2 separate regions of the Homo sapiens genome follow, and region 1 is linked to region 2. Evidence: read pairs that join two places in POLR2A ChIA-PET (ENCODE). Cell type or tissue: HepG2. All regions are shown on one strand. Each heading gives the region's core, and the rest is flanking DNA. Links, peaks and the distances in the headings are about the cores only. Region 1 has its middle 8.1 kb from the start of EPRS1. Region 2 has its middle 44 kb from the start of SLC30A10.

Region 1 (5,382 bases), core at 122-5,121, 170 kb after region 2:
TTTTAGGCAGGAGCAGGAGATGTGATTAGGATCATATTTTACAAGGATGACTTCGACAATAATATAGGAGATGACTTGGAGTGCGCAGAACTGGCATTAGGGAAACCAGTTAAGATGTTATTACAACAGTCCATATGAGAGAAAATAAAAGATGATGGCCTGAACTAAGGCAGTGGAATAAGATCTGAGAATAGAGAACAAGTTTCAGATATATTTAGGAGGTAAAATCAGTAATGACAGACGAGATGTTTGGGGAGGTGATGGTGAAAGAAGCAATTTTTTAATTTTTTTTCTTTTTGATACAGTCTCCCTCTGTCACCCAGGCTGAAGTGCAGAGGCACAATCTCAGCTCGCTGCAACCTCCACCTCCCAGGTTCAAGCACTTCTCATCCCTCAGCCTCCCAAGTAGCTGGGAGTACAGGCGTGTGCCACCACATCCAGCTAATTTTTCTGTATTTTTGGTAGAGATGGGGTTTCGCCATGTTGGCCAAGCTGGTCTCAAACTCTTGGCCTCAAGTGATCTGCCATCCTCAGCCTCCCAAATTGCTGGGATTACACTGCACCCGGCCGAGAAGCAAATTTGCCTAGGTTTATTCCTAGATTTCAGCTGGATAAATGGGTGGATGGTTATGTCATTATCAAAGGAGGGAAGACAAGAGAGGAAACAGAGTTGGCAAATTATTTGGTTCTAGACTGATTTTTTGAGATGTCTGTAAGATATGTAGGTGAAAATATCCTTTACAAATTGCAGATTTGTATAATATTTGTATTATATTTGTATAATTTGTATAATATATAATTTGTATATATTTGTATAATATTTGTAATATATTTGTATAATAATATAATAAAATCTGGGGCTCAGTTGAAATGTTTTGCTGAAGGTGTGAGTAGTTATTAAAATGGATGAGATAAGCCTGGAGAAGAAGATACAGAGCTATGCTATACAGTGTGGTAGGCACTAGACACATACGACCATTTTCTTTTTTCTTTTTCTTTTTTTTTGAGATGGAGTCTCACTCTGTCGCCCAGGCTGGAGTGCAGTGGCGCAATCCCAGCACACTGCAACCTCCGCCTCCCGGGTTCAAGCGATTCTCCTGCCTCAGCCTTCTTAGTAGCTGGGATTAAAGGCACATAGCACCACGCCCAGCTAATTTTTGTATTTTAGTAGAGACAGGATTTCACCATGTTGGCCAGGCTGGTCTTGAACTCCTGACCTCAGGTGATCCACCTGCCTTGGCCTCCCAAAGTGCTGGGATTACAGGCGTGAGCCACCATGCCTGGCCTCATTTTATTTTTTCTAACAGCGTCATTGAGATATAATTCACATACCATAAAATTCACCTATTTAAAGTGTATAATTCAGAGTTCAATCATCACCACAATTACTTCTAGAACATTTTATCATCCCCTAAAGAAACTTTGTACCCTTTGGCAGTCACTTCCCATTTCCCCTCAATCCTTGAAATATTTTTTAAAAATGTTTAAGGATGTAGATGACTTGACCCCTACCTGCATCCCCAATCTCATTTCTTTTTTATAATTTTTAATACCCAAGTTCTGCCTCAGGATCTATCCCAACCTCATTTTATAACACTCTGCCCCTTGTTCATTTTACTTCAGCCACTGTGGCTTCCTTTAAGTTCTTTTTCTTTGTCTTCTCAGAGATGTTGTTTGCTTGCTATATACACTAGAAATCTCAGCTCTTAGTGTGCCTGACCAGACATCATCTCCACGGAAAACATACTCCTATTTTTATGTACAGAAGATCCTCTTTCAACCCTCCAACCCTACCCCAGTTGCTTTCTAGCTCATCTTCCTGATTTCATTTATAGCATTTACCACAATCTAAAATTTTATTTACTTATTATCTGTCTTGTTTCACAAGAACACATGCTCAACAAAGGAACAGACTTATGGTCACTGTTACATCCACTGTTGAATGTTCAGTACCTGGCTGGGCAAGGTGGATCACACCTGTAATCCCAGCACTTTGGGAGGCCGAGGCGGGTGGATCACCTGAGGTCAGGAGTTCGAGACCAGCCTGGCCAACATGGTGAAACCCCAACTCTACTAAAAATTCAAAAAATTAGCCAGGCGTTGTGGCGGGCACCTGTAATCCCAGCTACTTGGGAGGCTGAGGCAGGAGAATCGCTTGAACCTGGGAGGCAGAAGTTGCAGTGAGCCTGGGCAACAAGAATGAAACTCTGTCTCAAAAAAAAAAAAAAGAAAGAATGTTCAGTACCTATGTTCAGTGCCTAACACATAGTAGGTGCTCAATAAATATTTGTTCAATGAATGGAGGCCATGCTAAGAGAAAAGATAGTGTTTTAGGGGAACTTTAAATGGTTGAGCATGGCTACAGTATAGGTTAGGGTCAGAGTTGATGCTGGAGAAGGAAGAAGCCATTAAGAGCTTCATATATCATTATAAGGAGTTTGCATTTTATCCTGAAGGCAAAGGAAAGCCATAAAATATTTTGAGTAAGGGGAATGGCATTACATTTGATTTTAAAAAATCACTTTGGGCCCGGTGTGGTAACTCACGCTTGTAAAATCACAGCGTTTTGGGAAGCTGAGGTGGGCGAATCCCTTGAGACCAGGATTTTGAGACCAGCTTGTGCAACATGGTGAAACCCCATCTCTACAAAAAATATACAAAAATGAGTCAGGCGTTTTTTTTTTTTTTTTTTTTTTGAGATGGAGTCTTTCTTTGTCACCCAGGTTGGAGTGCAGTGGCATGATCTTGGCTCACTGCAACCTCCATCTCCTGGGTTCATGCAATTCTCCTGCCTCAGCCTCCCAAGTAGCTGGGATTACAGGCATGTGCCACCATGCCTGGCTAATTTTTGTATTTTTAGGAGAGACAGGGTTTCACCATATTGGTCAGGCTGGTCTTGAACTCCTGACCTCAAGTGATCCACCCACCTCAGCCTCCCAAAGTGCTGGGATTACAGGCGTGAGACACCACGCCCGGCTTAGCCAGGCGTTACTGTGCAAACCTGTAGTCTCAGCTACTTGGGGGGGCTGAGGCAGGAGAATTGCTTAAGCCCAGGAGGTCAAGGCTGCAGTGAGCTATAAGCACACCACTGCACTCCAGCCTGGGTGACAGAGCGAGACCCTGTCTCAAAAACAAAACAAAACAAAAAAATCACTCTGGAGATGACGTGATAAATGGATGAGAGAGAGATAGATGGGTTACAGTGTAGGCAGAAAGATTAGTCAAGACACTGCAGGGATCTAGGGAAGAAATAACGGGGTATAAGGGTATAAACTAATGTAATTAATGTAGAGTCAAGAGTAATGGAGAGAGGATTTAGACTCCTACATATCTCACTTACATAAATTGGGTTTTCGTATAGGAACCTGAAGAAAATACCTTCAAAGTTATTTTCGGCCGGGTGTGGTGGCTCACACCTGTAATCCCAGCACTTTGGGAGGCTGAGGAAGGTGGATCACCTGAGGTCAGGAGTTCAAGACCAGCCTGGCCAACATGGTGAAACCCCTGTCTCTACTAAAGATACAAAAAATTAGCCAGGTGTGGTGGTGTGCCCCTGCTACTCGGGAGGCTGAAGCAGGAGAACCACTTGAACCCGGGAGGCAGAGGTTGTAGTGAGCTGAAATCATGCCATTGCACTCCAGCCTGGGTGACAGAGTGAGACTCCATCTCAAAAAAAAAAAAAAAAAAAAAAAAGTTATTATCTTAGGGCTGGGCGCAGTGGCTCACACCTATAATCCCAACACTTTGGGAGGCCAAGGCAGGCGGATCACCTGAGGTCAGGAGTTCGAGACCAGCCTGGCCAACATGGTGAAACCCCATCTTTACTAAAAATACAAAAATTACCTGGGCGTGGTGGCACATGCCTGTAATCCCAGCTACTCAGGAGGCTGAGGCAGGAGAATCGCTTGAACCCGTGAGGCGGAGGCTGCAGTGAGCCAAGATTGCGCCCCTGCACTCCAGCCTGGCGACAGAGCGAGACTCCGTCTCAAGAAATATATAAATAAATAAAAATAAAGTTATTCTCTTGTTACACTTAGATTTTTTAAAAATTAGGTTTAGTCCACTATTTACAGATAGAGAACTCCATTCGTAGAGGGAAGCAGGTGGATTCAGGTGATGATTTTCTAACTTGGCCAATTATCAAGATCACCTCATGGGTTTGTAAAATAATTTCTGGAGGGGTCGGGGCAAGAGTGAAGAACTGTTTAGACATAATCATTCAGACATCTCTGTAAGGCATCTAGGTAGGTTTTGGGGTATATAGATCTAGAGTTTGAGAGTTCTAAGCTAAAGATTTTGGATTAATGAGCAAAAGCGCCACAAAAGTCACACAGGTGGATTAGATCCTCTGGTGAGAAAGGAGAGAAAGCATAGTCCAGGTGCAGTGGCTCACACCTATAATCCCAGCACATTGGGAGACAGAGGCAGGAGGATTGCTTGAGGCTAGGAGTTCAAGACCAGCCTGGGCTGTATAGCAAGACCCCATCTCTACCAAAAAAAGAAAAAAAAGAAAGGAGAGAGACTAGAACAGAATCTTGGTAAACAGTGACATTTAAGGGAAGGAAGACAAAGAGAAAGCAATAAAGGAGACTGAGTAGGAGTGGCTAGGTGAAAAAAGAAAGCCAGGACAATGAGAAGAGACTTACAGGAGGGAGGGCTCAAAGGTGTCAAGACCACAGAGACCTCTTCCTGCTAGATTATGACACTTCTATAAAATAATACTATATTACCTTATCTAGTGAGTCCTAGAGTTAAATGATTATCAGTCCCTGAATTTCTTAAAATATACAGAAGCAGGCTGAGCGTGGTGGCTCACATTTGTAATCCCAGGACTTTGGGAGGCCAAGGTGGGCAGATTATGAGGTCAGAAGATCGAGACCATCCTGGCTAACACAGCGAAACCCCGTCTCTACTAAAAATACAAAAAATTAGCCAGGGGTGGTGGCATGTGCCTGTAGTCCCAGCTACTCAGGAGGCTGAGGCAGGAGAATCGCTTGAGCCCGGGAGGTGGAGGTTGCAGTGAGCCGAGATTGCACCACTGCACTCTGGCCTGGGTGACAGAGAGTGACTCTGTCTCAAAATAAATAAATAAATAAGTAAATAAACACACACACACACACACACACACACACACACACACAAGCAAAATCGTTGGGATAAACCCTGTGAATTTTTATTTTTATTGTTTGAGACAGAGTCTCGCTTTGTTGCCCAGGCTGGAGTGCAGTGGCACGATCTCAGCTCACTGCAACCTCTGCCTCCCAGGTTCAAGTGATCCTCCTGCCTCAGCCCCCTGGTAGCTGGGATTACAGGCACACACCACCATGCCCGGCTAATTTTCGTATTTTTAGGAGAGACAGGGTTTCGCCATGTTGGCCAGGC
Region 2 (5,382 bases), core at 179-5,178:
CATCTAGGTGCTCCGGTTTTTAACATCTTCTGCAACCTTCGGGAAACAGAACAGATCATCGCAATCTACTGTTTTTTTTTTTTTTTCCTCTAAGAAAATGCCCATGGAAAAGTGCTGGATGTCTTGCAAATCTGTTATCGCAATGCAAAATCACACCGAGTTTCTTTAAGAATCACAGTGCATTCCCTCTCTCCCAGAACTAAATAAAGCCTGCCTTGGGAAGCAATTCAAAACTGGAATTCTGCTTCTACATTGCTCAGTTACCCAGGCAGCTGAAGCCTTTGAACAGGTCTCAGAAAGTCCCTCAAATACAGTCTTTTTAGGTCAAATGAGAACAGTCCTGTTAAGTCATACACTAATTCCTCTCTACAAACAGAAGTCTGGTTAATTCTCAGGGAGCTAAGAAAAAAAACAAAGATCCTCTTTCTTCCAGAAAAATTTTTTTTCTTAAAAAAACTATACCATTATGGTTTTTTTTACTTAAACTCTAAGGACAAAATTTTTTTAAGACTTCCATTGTTGATTAAAATAATATTTTATTATAATATTAAGCAAATATGCAAAAACATAAAATTAGGTTATATATTTTAGATCATTTATAGCTCTAAAAAGAAACACATTTTAAAATGTAATGCCAACAAAAAATTAAGCGAATGACATTACTTTAATGTGATAAATCATATTTTGCTAAAACAAAATCCACTGCCCACAATGTAAACATGGTGCTGACGTTATGATGGAGAAATTTCTGGATTAGCATGCCCAAATTATTATGTACTGGGTGATGAATTCATATTTCTGTATCTACCCTCTATGTAAACTGGAGTTCTGAAGTAAGGCTGCCTTAGTTCAAATCCCAAAGCTGTCACTTCCTATGTTCTGAATGTGTGACGATGGGCAAATTACTTAACATCAATGTGCCTCAGTTTCCACATCTGTAAACTGGTCATACTAATAATAACACCTACTTCATAGGGCTCTTGCGAAGCTTATGGGGGGTAAGCATAAAGTACCTGGTATACAGTCAGTACTCAATTAATATTAATTATTACCTTTTATTACCTTGAGCTCTGCATAATAAGTCTGCAAAGACTCAAGCCTTACTTCAATAGACACAGCAGACAATGGGTAGTGGAATTTCAACTTCCTCAGGGAAAAAGGAACTAGCCCAAACCAGGTTTTTTACATAAAGCCACCGGCTTGGTTTGCACACACAAGAATGAAGGCTGGAGTTACCACGAGAAACAAGTTGCTTTTTTGGAAAACAGGTGAAGACGCACCCACCACCAGACCCTGCTCATGGACTGGGACTCAGACTGTAATTTCCCAACATGAAAGCCACTGAAGTAAAACTGCTTCTGAATTGGGGTCACCTGCACCATCAGTTTCTTTTCTACTGAATTATTTCCATCCACATAAAAGTATCACTTAATATTTCATACATAATATGTCTTTTATTGTAGTAAAGTGTAGTAACATAAAATTTACGATATTACCATTTTAACCCTTTAACCATTTTTAGATGTACAATTCTGTGGCATTAAGCACATTCACATTGTTGCACAATCATCACCACCATCCATTTCACTTTTCATCTTCCCAAACCAAAACTGAAGGCCCTTTAAAAATTAGCTCTTCATTCCCTCTTTTCCCAGCCCCCAACAACCACCATGCTACTTTCTGTCTCTATGAATTTGACCATTCTAAGGACCTCATATAAATGGAATCATACAATATTTATCCCTTGTGTTTTTTAAACAAAATGCCTTCTCTTGACACCATATCTCCTTCCAATCGTGGCCCTATTTTTCTGATCTCCACCAGAGTAAAACTTTTAGAAAAAGCTGTCTGTACTTGGCTCTACTTTCTCCCTTCTCATCTTCTCTCCAAGTTACTTTAAAGGGACTTTCATCCCAAATATTGGTCAAATATTGACAAAGCCAATGATCAATGCTTTGTCCTTGTATTACCCAACCCAACCCACTCAGTAGCATTCGAAAGGTCTGACCACTGTCTCCTCCTAGAAACACTATCCTCTCCAGCCCTCCCTGACTGTAAACTTGCCTGGTTCTCCTCCTACCTCATGGCTGCTCTTCCTCCAGCTTTTTTGTTGGCTCCTCCCCCAGCTGCCAGATCTCCAAAGGTCAGAGTGCCCCAGGGCTCCGTCCTTGATTCTCTTCTCTTTTCCATGCACGCAGTGCCACTCAAAGCCTTGGTCTGCATACCAGTGTCAGTCCATTAACTATTTGTTACCAGACTGCAATGACAGAAATACAGAAACTGACTAAGCCTTTAGAAAGTTCTAATCGCAATTTGACAGTATATGTTTCTGTTGTTGTATCTAAGAATAAAAAATTAGGCTTGAATTTGAATACCTTTTTTAAATAGTTTATATTTCATTTTTATAATGATTTATACAATTGTATTTTACAAAGTATTGGTTTGCATCAGATTGGATTAGAAAAATAAAACTGGTCCTTCCCCACAGACAGTTTTGAGAAGCGCTGATCCACATTATTTCCTGGGTGATGTCATCTAGCCCAATAGTTTTTAATAATATTTCTATGCTGATCATTCTCATAATTTATGTCATCATCTCTGACCTCTTCTGTAAGCTCCAGACTTGGATATCCAACTGCCTACTTAAAATCTCCACTTGGATGTCAAGTGGGCATACAAACCTTAACATGAACAAAACAGAACTATTAAATAAACAACAAAAAAGAGTCAAACAATAAAAATAGAAGTTTATTCCTTGAAAAGTCTCATAAAATAATCTGCACTAAATCACAACAGGGGAAAAGAGAAGACAAAATAAGCAATATGAGAACAAAGGGGCTGGTAACTATACATCAGTAGAGATTTTAAAATAGGAGTACACTGTGAACAAGTTTACTAAAATAAATTTGGAAAATGAAACATACAAATGCCTAAAAAATATAAATTACCATAATTGACGCAAAAATAAAAAGAAATAGAAAACCTGAACATACCAATAGCCATTAGGGAAACTAAAAAGTCATTCAAAAATCTGCTCCTATCCCACACCAAAAGGGTATAAGGCCTAGACAATTTTACAAATGAATCTAACCAAACTCAAGCAACAGATATTTCATAAACTATAATTTATAATTGTCATGTCTTCCTGCTCAGTTGACATTTATTATTATATAATGTCAAAAACTATCACAAGAGATATAGAAAGACATTATTTCATAATAAAAGGGTCAATTCACCCAGGAAGATATGACAATTATAAATATATCCATCCCCAACATCACAGCACCTAAATATATAAAGCAAACATTGACAGAACTGAAAGAGAAATAGACACAAATGTAATAATAATAGGAAACTTAAACACCCCACCTTCAATAATGGATAGAGCATCCAGACAGAAAAACAATAAGGAAACAGCAAATTTGAAGAGCATTATAGATAAAAATGGACCTAACAGACACATGTAGAACAAATTTAAGAACACTGCAATCATACCAAGTATCTTCTTCAACCACAATGAATGAAACTAGAAACAACAGAAAAGGGAAGCTAGAAACTCCATAGATATGTGGAAATTAAGCAACACATTCTTGAATAACCAATGGGTCAAAAGAGAAATGAAAGGGAAATTAGAAAACACCTTGAAACAAATAGACATGAAAATAAAATGTACCAAAACTTACAGGAGGCAGCAAGAAACGCATTACCAAGAGCAAAGTTTATGGCAATAAACCCCTATGTTAACAAAGAAGAAAAGTCTCAAATTAACAAACCAACCTCAAAGAACTAGGAGAACAGACTAAGCCCAATTTCAGCAGAAGAAAGGGAAAAATAAAGATTAGAGTATAAATAAAATAGAAAACTTTTAAAAATCGGCAACACTTTTTTGAAAAAACATCAATAAAGTTGACAAACCTTTGGCTAGGCTAAGAGACAAAAAGAGAAGACTTAAATAAAAAATGGAAGAGCAGTCATTACAACTAATGCCACAGAATTAAAAAGAATAAGAGAATACTATGAGCAATTATACACCAACAAATTGGATAACTTACAAGAAATTGATAAATTCTTAGAAACACACACCCTAACAAGACTGAATAATGAAGAAATTGAAAATCTGAACAGACCTATAACCAGTAAGGAGATTGAATCAATAATCAAAAACCTCTCAATAAAGAAAAGTCCAAGACCAGATGGCTTCACTGGTAAATTTTACCAGACATTTAAAGAAAATTTAACATCAATTCTTCTCAATCTCTTCTAAAAAAAATTGAAGAGGGGAGAACACTTTCCAACTCTTTTGAAGCCAGTGTTACCCTAATGCCAAAGCCAGACAAAGATATTACAAAAAAAAAGAACCTACAGACCAATACTCCTGATAAACACAAATACAAAAATCCTCAACAAAATATTAGCAAAGGCCAGTTGTGGTGGCTCATGCCTGTAATCCCAGCACTTTGGGAGGCTGAAGCTGAAGGATTGCTTGAGGCCAGGAATTTGAAACCAGCCCTGGCAACATAGCAAGACCCTGTCTCCACAAAAAAAATTAAAACTTAGCAAGGCATGGTGGCATGTACCTATAGTCCCAGCTACTCAGGAGGCTGAGGCAGGAGGATCACTTGATCCCAGAAGTTTGAGGTAAGAGTGAGCTATGATCACACACTTACACTCCAGCCTGGGTGACAGGAAAGACCCTGTCTCAAACAAAACAAAACAAAACAAAACATTAGCAAACTGCATTAAATAGCACATTAAAAGGATCCTACACCATAACCAATTTAGATTTTTCCATGGAATGCAAAGTATTTCAACATACAAAAATTAGTGTAATATACCACATTAACAGAACGAGGGGCAAAAAACACACGATCATGTCAGTAGATGTAGAAAGAGCATTTGGCAAAATTCAACACCCTTTCATAACGAAAACTCTCAACAAACTAGGAATAGAAGGAGATTTCAACATAAAAAAATTACATATGAAAAGTCAGTTAACCTTATACTCAGTGGTGGAAAATTGAAAAGTTCTCCCCCTAAGATTAGGAGCAAGACAAGGATGCCCAGTCTAGCTACTTCTTTTCAACACAGTACTGGAAGTTCTAGCCAGAGAAATTGGACAGGAGAAAGAAATAAGTATCTAAATCAGAAAGAAAGAAGTAAAATTATCTCTCTTTGCTGATGACATGATCTTATACATAGAAAATTCTAAAGACTGTAGACACACACACACACACACACACACACACACACAAACAGAGAGAGAGAGAAACTGTTAGAACTAAGACAAATTCAGGGAGTAGTGGTTCTCCCAGCATGCAGCCGGAGATCTGAGAACGGACAGACTGCCTCCTCAAGTGGGTCCCTGACCCCCAAGTAGCCTAA

Evidence for each region. ChIA-PET counts read pairs that join two places held together with the same protein. Peaks named below come from ENCODE experiments on the same cell type or tissue, not always from the same donor. Only the 100,000 strongest peaks of a DNase experiment are listed, where the experiment ranks them.
Region 1: POLR2A ChIA-PET joins it to region 2 with 8 read pairs; 3 of 35 experiments call an interaction of 5 or more read pairs at or near these places.

The regions. Positions count from the first base shown.
Region 1 is chr1:220,051,931-220,057,312 of GRCh38, forward strand. No RefSeq gene overlaps it. Among named protein-coding and RNA genes, the nearest start is that of EPRS1, 8.1 kb to the left of the region's middle. In HepG2, for the core only: no CTCF peak of the experiment used is centred there; no DNase peak of the experiment used is centred there.
Region 2 is chr1:219,882,046-219,887,427 of GRCh38, forward strand. It overlaps a transcript of LOC105372926 not described here. Among named protein-coding and RNA genes, the nearest start is that of SLC30A10, 44 kb to the right of the region's middle. In HepG2, for the core only: no CTCF peak of the experiment used is centred there; a DNase peak (open chromatin) is centred at 2,126; H3K4me3 peaks cover 820 bases.